Regions from separate parts of the Homo sapiens genome. Here region 2 is linked to region 1. Evidence: chromatin contacts called from ENCODE Hi-C or POLR2A ChIA-PET data. All regions are on one chromosome and are shown on one strand. The core of a region is the stretch at or near the end of the contact, and the rest is flanking DNA. Distances in the headings are between cores, read along the strand shown.

Region 1 (3,484 bases), core at 318-2,817:
GTGAGATCTGGACCCAGGCAGGCAGCCCCCACAGTGCTGCTCCTAACCACTGCACCACGCTGCCTCTGTCATTTCATCATGGGGGCACATGCTGACGTGACTGTAATTGCATCCTCACATTTGTGGCAGGGTTGGTGTGGCAAGTGAAAAGAGCACAGACGTGGCAGCCCCTCAGCCGTTTGCTGCCGTTTCTGCTTGCTCACCTACCAGAAGGGCAAATTCGGAAAAATGACTCCCCTTTGTTAAATGCAGACACAGTTATGCATCTTAGAGGATTGTTGTGAGGAGTAAAGAAGTTACACTTGTTAATCATCATAATGAGTGCCCAGGTAGATAATATTTTTCTTCTGTTATCCACTCGCTAGACGAGCATGTGTAGTTTTGTGTTAGGGCATGCAGTGGGAATAAAAGAAAGCTGGGCTGCAGGTATCAGCAAGTTTTCAGTTTACTTGAAAAGAAAAGAGAAAACAAATCATTCAGAATGACACATTGCATTTATCTATGCTTGTGCTTTATGTGTCTTGGAAACTAGGACCCTAAGCTGAGTTGACTTCGATAAGAATACTTTTCCTCAGATTATCTGTAAATTTTATAAACAATTTTAAGTGCCTTCAGAATCTCTAATCTTTTCTGTTGCATGCATGGATTTTTTTTTTTTGGCTTTAAATGCATTCATGAAGTTCAGTGACTCTCTTAAACACCTTGGATGTTTTTTTTTTTCTTTTTAACTGAGAAAGAGATTTGACAGAGAGAGTCTTCATCACCATTGGTTTAACCTTTAAGAAGTTTGAGATTGAGAAGCTAATACTCAGAAAATAATCTTCTAAGAGTCTGCAAAAAACCCACATGCATGAATATTAAACAAAAAAAGTATATTATTATATGGTTGTCATCAAATTAAACTTAAGTGAAAATAGTATTTCCTATTTAGACAAGTTCCTTGAAGAGCCCCATTTTGCTTATGATGCATCCTTTTCAGGTGAGATGACTTTTCATTATTAACTATTGATAAATTGAATAAATTTCCCTCAGTGAAGGTCACCCTTAATTATCAGGGCTCACCTAATCAAGAACTTCTCTCTCCCTTTGTGTTGAAACAGCTGATTGACCAAAAACACTTGCATAATAGCCTTGTGTTGCTCTTTTCCCACCTGAGGTAATCAATCACCCTGTTTCTTTGCTTTTGAAAGAGGAATATTTGTAACTTCTAGCGATTCAACCACTGTCCCCACTGTGGAAATACCAATGTAGGAGAATTCTTGATACATGCAAGTTATCCAGATCCCTAAATAAGCAGTATTTTGTAAAAGGATGATATTTCCCTGTTTAAGTTTAAAATTTCTACTTTAATGAGAAATCAATTTTGCATCATCTCTTTGGACATCGAGTTTACCTCCCTGCTGTCAGAGCTGTGCAGAAGAAAGCAGAGTCTATGAGTCTTCTCACCACAGCATAGAAAGATTTTTTTTTTTTAAACACGTAGGGGAATTATGCTGAGGGCCTATTGGGCTTCTGGTAAGGACAGCTGCAAGTAAGTTGATACCATTTGGGCTCGGCCTCAGATTCACTGCCAGCCCTGGGTGGGCAGCTGGCCTGTGCTTCGGTGTGGAACAACAGGCTGACTCCAGTAACGTTGGTCCCGGGCTCTGGAAAATCCTGGGCAGACAGGACAAATGCTTTAGGGAACAACTGCTTTGAAAGAATAGACTGTTTGAAACTCCCAGCTGTGAGGGCCATTTGTGAGAAAGACTCCATGCCAGGGTGAGGGTCAAAAACAGCTGCTGCCTGGGGCTTACATTTCCAACCAGAGTAAATTGCTGGCTCCAGGACAGAATTTTGATCATCTGTGGATTTGTTAAAATTCAGCTGCCGATGTCTATGGGGTCATAACTCTGGACCCCAATCTAAATGTCTCTTGGCATTTGGGCCTTTACCAGCTAAAAGCAGCCCCCCTAAATAGTCCTCTACTCCCATCTGAGGTGCCACAAGCATAGCTTTCATATTGTTTCTTTTAAAATAAATCCAGGTTGGGCACGGTGGCTCACACCTGTAATCCTAGCACTTTGGGAGGCTGAGGCAGGTGGATCATCTGAGATCAGGAGTTCGAGACCAGCCTGGCCAACATGGTGAAACCCTGTCTCTACTAAAAATACAAAAATTAGCCAGGAGTGGTGGCGCACTCCTGTAGTCCCAGCTACTCAGGAGGCTGAGGCAGGAGAATTGCTTGAGTCCAGGAGGCAGAAATTGCAGTGAGCAGGGATCGTGCCACTGCACTCCAGTCTGGGCAACAGAGTGAGACTCCGTCTCAAAAAAAAAAAAAAAAAAAAACATAAATAAATAAATAAACAAATCCATAATGTCAAATCTTCTAGCCTCCCACTTCGTCAGGCAATATCCATAGCACTTAGTACAGCAGTGAATATTCAGCAAGCTCTAACCATGTATTGGTCGAATGAAAGAATAGTTATCTATGTTAGATAATGATTTTCCAAAAGACCTATGAGGAGGATAAGGTGACTTCCCCAATTCAGGGGATGGTGTAAAGAAGGTGTTGCCTCCTCTTCTTTGAGAAATCGTGTACAAGTGGCCGGGCACAGTGGCTCATGCCTGTAATCCCAGCACTTTGGGAGGCTGAGGCAGGTGGATCACCTGAGGTCAGGAGTTTGAGACCAGCCTGACCAACATGGAGAAACCCCGTCTCTACTGAAAATACAAAAATTAGCTGGGTGTGGTGGTGCACGCCTGAAATCCGAGCTACTCGGGAGGCTGAGGAAGGAGAATCACTTGAACCCGGGAGGCAGAGGTTACAGTGAGCCAAGATAGCACCACTGCACTCCAGCCTGGGCAACAGAGCGAGACTCTGTCTCAAAAAAAGAAAAAAAATAAAAAGAAATCATATACAAGCAAGAAGGAGATCAAGGAAAACACCCCCCACGCACCCCAGCTTTGGAGAAACTGAGATAAGAGTAACCTGTAAGTAAGTAAGCTCAGTAAGTAAAGGAGTGCATGGGAAGTCAAACCTGCATTCAGGAATGTGTGGGCGGGGACATTGTGAGTGCTGAATGCCCACAGCACGGTGCTCCAGGGCGGGGTAAGTGCCAGTGGGAGAGGAGAATCCAACAGTCCTGTCTCAGGGAAAAGGGAGCTTCTCCAAAGTCCTTTGCTTAAAGGGAAGTCAAGGCGGATGGGGATGAAGGAGCAGTCAGAGGCTGGCTGTATTTTCAGGAAGTGGTTTGCAGTAGATCTCAGTGGTGTGGCGGGAACCCTAAGCTAAAATAACTCATGATGCACCATTCAGAGGCCTGCACAGACACTGCCTGGTGACGCTCCACAAGGAACCAGGGCAGCAGCAGGTGGGTGAAATCAATGAATTCCAACAAGACACATTCCTACACAAAAAGCTATTGTAAGAAGAAAGGATCAGAGGAAATGGCAAAATGAATGGCAGATAAAAAATACAGTATTATTATGAAGCAGATTAAAG
Region 2 (3,484 bases), core at 359-2,858, 40 kb after region 1:
TGCCCTCACACAGCCATATTCATCTCACAAACTAGGTCCAGCAGTTGCTTAAGGCAAAAATCTTGCCATTCTCTTTTCTTCTTCCGGGTTTATTTCAAGAACACAAGTAGGAGCTGCCGTTTTGAACCCTGGGAGCATCCTCAAGCGTGCCCACCATAGCCTCACCTGTGCACACCATTATGGTGTCTTGCCCCAGCCCGTGGAAAAGGCTTCTCCGCAGGAGTCCCTGCTTCCATCCTGGTCCTTCACACTCAGCACCCAACACCGTCTTTCCAAGACATGGATCAGATCCTATCACCTCTTGCTTAGAATCTCTATAGGTGTCCCAACTCGCCTACGATAAAACCCAACCTTGTCCCCTGGCGGGCACAGTTCAGTAGCTCCCTGGTCCTCACGTTGAGCCCCTTCTCTCCCCTCCGCTATTCCAGCCACACTGGCCTGCAGACAGGCAATCATTCCCACCTCGGCTGTGGGCTGGCTCCTCCCTCCACCGGGACTCATTCCTCCCGAGTGGGCTCCATCATCTAGCCCTCAGCCTGAGTGTGACTCACTGAGCACACACCTGACCCTTTATTCAGTAGCCGCGCAGCCACACTCCATCCCATCTCCTACTGGACTGCCGTGCTCCACGATACCTCCCACGGATGCGTTTCTGGCCTGATGCTTGGCGCTCTGGCAGTCTGTGTCATTCACCGCTCTGCCTCTGCCGCCTGGAGACGTGCCGGGCACGTACCGGGTCCTTGGTAACTGCGGAATTCGCTAATGAATGGGTGGACGAATTCCCCTCATACCTGCACTTTCATGGTTGTGTCTTTATGGCTTTATGTGGTTCCCTAAGGCTGGAATTCACCTATCTGTTCACTAATTCTGTTTTTCGAGATAATTTCTAAACTTCTGTCCTGCAAGGCCCTTGCTAAAACCCTCCCTCATCCCCATGCACCTGACCGGATCTCTCTCTTCTTTGAATCTCTACAGCACCTGGGGCTTCTCACTGACACGGACATTTTGCTCCCTATTTTGTAGCGTCTTTGTCTTTGTCTAATTATTCCTTAGAATTTAAGAGTCTTCATGCCACGAGTTATGTGTTTCTTACCGTTGTTTCTTCCATGGCACCGTGCATGGCAGCACACTGAGGCTGGTGATCTATAGACATTTGCCACATTGAACCCATTTTTACCCTCCTAGAATTGCACAGTATTTTAGGGCTAACAAAAATGCTTCATGAAATACCCTCTTGTGTAGTTCCTGCTTTCAAGCAAGCTATTCTGCCCTTGCTATCGGAGCTCCATAGACTCCCAATTGGGGTGACGTGTTGTAGTCGGGAATGTGCTGTGCACTAGATCTGAGAACATTTGGTAGCAATTCCATCTAAAATCAGGGTTCCTCTTTCTTCCCAAATCAAAATTCATTAGCATATCTATGGAAACAGTCTTCCAGCCTTTATTTTTCTTAATTTGACAAAGCCACATGGGCTCTGCCTGTCTGTCAGTGTTTCTCCCAGGACTGTCATATTTCCAGCTTCATGATGAATTGGGCTGCGGGTATCTGACATCTCTGAGCTCGGGTGGCTGGTGACATCACCGCAGGGCATCTGCACGCTGTCTAAAATGACAAGGCCTGACACTCAGCCCAGCTTCCTCCCCTCGCTTGAAGGGGCTCAGAAGGGAAAGCCTGTGGGCAGAAGCTCAGCTGGCATGTCCTGCAGGGAACGGTGCCTCCTGGGGGTGGTTTTGCTCCTCAGGGCTCTCAGGGGCTGGTATAATAGACAGCTGGGCAGTTGAGGGAGGGAGAGGAGATGGCTGGCCTTGCCCAGTGCTTCCCTGAAACCTCAGTATGAAACATGACATCATGGACAACTCCTACCCCAAAAAAGTCTTTACCATAGTAATCCGGGCACTTCGACTTTACTAGAACTTTAACCTTGTTGCCAGAACTGGCTTTTTTACCTTACAAGTCTCCAATTCCCCTCAGGGCAGCTGATCCTAAGTGCCTTCTTTAAAGAAGGCAGTAGATTAGAAATAGGATCCTCATCCCCCAACTTTCTCTGCACTACTGGATTGGCAAGTTTCAAACAACATAATTTTGTCTGCTACCAATGAATATGCCAACCATAACAGCACTTCCCTTGACAGTCATTATTTTAGGGCTTCCTATGGAACTTACTTTGCTTAAACAAGTTGTAGGATTGATTTTTTTACTTCTTAATGCCGTCTGCTTTTTCACTTTCAGCATATTTTTTTAGAAGCAGAGAGGAGCCTCAGCGTTTCTGGGGCTTAGTGGCAGGGGTTTGCCCCATGCCGTGGGTGGGAGTGACAGCTGGAACATGGGAAGGCAGAGATGGGGGGGAAGTGGCTGGGGGCTTCTGTGATTCTGAGATGTTGGTGGGCAATGACTGGCAAATCTTAAAAATCACTGGAACTAGATAAAAATTTTGCCTCTCTGCCACCCATTCACCGTTTTCGAATTTCCACTGCTTCAGTAACATCTAGTTCACTCCTTTCATCTCTTTTAGGAAAACCATTGAACTAGAGGAGACGAGCAGGCTAGTGCATGAGAATATTTAAAAAGTACGTCCTTCAAAGAGCAACCCACTGCAGGGCAGCTGCCTCTGCAGGATGGGTGCATGAGTATCCGAGGAGCACCATGCACCCAGTTCTAGCATGGCCCAAGCAAGGGTGCCGGGGAGCTTGAGCAGGACTGGAAGTCTTGCTTCCCGGGAGGTGGTAATAGCACCAACAACAATGGTGCCAGCTCACAGGTTTCCAGCACTTTCAAAGGCAATGGGTGCTGGGCTCAGCTATCACCCACCTGAGATCTCAGCTTACCCTTCCAGGGAGGAAGATACCATTCTCAACCCATTTTACTGAGCAAGATATTTAAGCTTCAAAGGAATAAATAACTTCTCTGAAAGTGCAAAGGTATTAAATGATAGAGCTGAGATTCAAACCCAGATCTGTCTGATTAAGGAGTTCATCCAAATTCATTATCACAAGATATGACTCAGGCCACGGAACTGAGGGATAATTCTGGGCTTTTGCGGTTGGCGTGGTGGCTGACAAACATAGTTTTCTGAGCCATTTGATAGAAATCGAATTAACTCCAGGTCCTTCAGATGCTCCAGGTGGCTGTTGCTTCTGCTACCTCTTTGCCAACCCAATGTGCACGAATGTGTAGAACCACGTACACTGCCCCAGGTCACTTCAAGACAAATAATGGTGTATGCGGGGTGGAGTGCAGAGGGACAGTATAGGGCAGGGTGCTCAGTTCTTTGTTTTCATACTAGTGTACCTGCCTGGAGAAGAGTGGCAGGGAGGAAGTGTGGTGTGGCCTGTAGAGAACTGGGCTAAAATAGACAAAGTCACTGACAACACCAGGCAGTTCCATGCAAAACTCATAGAGAATCTTTGGTCTCGGGTGGAAGGTGAGGCTGAGAAATGGAACGATCTTGGGCAGCTGATGTCAAAGGCTGATTCCTCGTCAATAT

What was found. Hi-C counts contacts between places; a loop is a spot of excess contacts on that map. ChIA-PET counts read pairs that join two places held with the same protein, here RNA polymerase II (POLR2A). Pooled maps may share reads with other maps.
Region 2: a map of psoas muscle shows a loop between it and region 1 (2.2-fold over the local background). The contact joins two enhancer-like sites. A Hi-C loop is called at or near these places in 1 of 168 maps with a recorded cell type or tissue (psoas muscle), 1 of 37 single-sample maps with no recorded cell type and 2 of 50 pooled maps. POLR2A ChIA-PET finds 5 or more read pairs at or near these places in 3 of 52 experiments (K562, MCF 10A and OCI-LY7).

The regions. Positions count from the first base shown.
Region 1 is chr6:163,779,569-163,783,052 of GRCh38, forward strand. No RefSeq gene overlaps it. Among named protein-coding and RNA genes, the nearest start is that of QKI, 370 kb to the left of the region's middle. RefSeq lists an enhancer at 1,459-1,993. Within about 2 kb of position 1,568, at least 6 of the 41 ENCODE cell types and tissues checked have a DNase peak (open chromatin) inside an H3K27ac peak, as active enhancers do; they include psoas muscle, where a contact is called at or near this core.
Region 2 is chr6:163,819,648-163,823,131 of GRCh38, forward strand. No RefSeq gene overlaps it. Among named protein-coding and RNA genes, the nearest start is that of QKI, 410 kb to the left of the region's middle. Within about 2 kb of position 1,609, at least 2 of the 41 ENCODE cell types and tissues checked have a DNase peak (open chromatin) inside an H3K27ac peak, as active enhancers do; they include psoas muscle, where a contact is called at or near this core.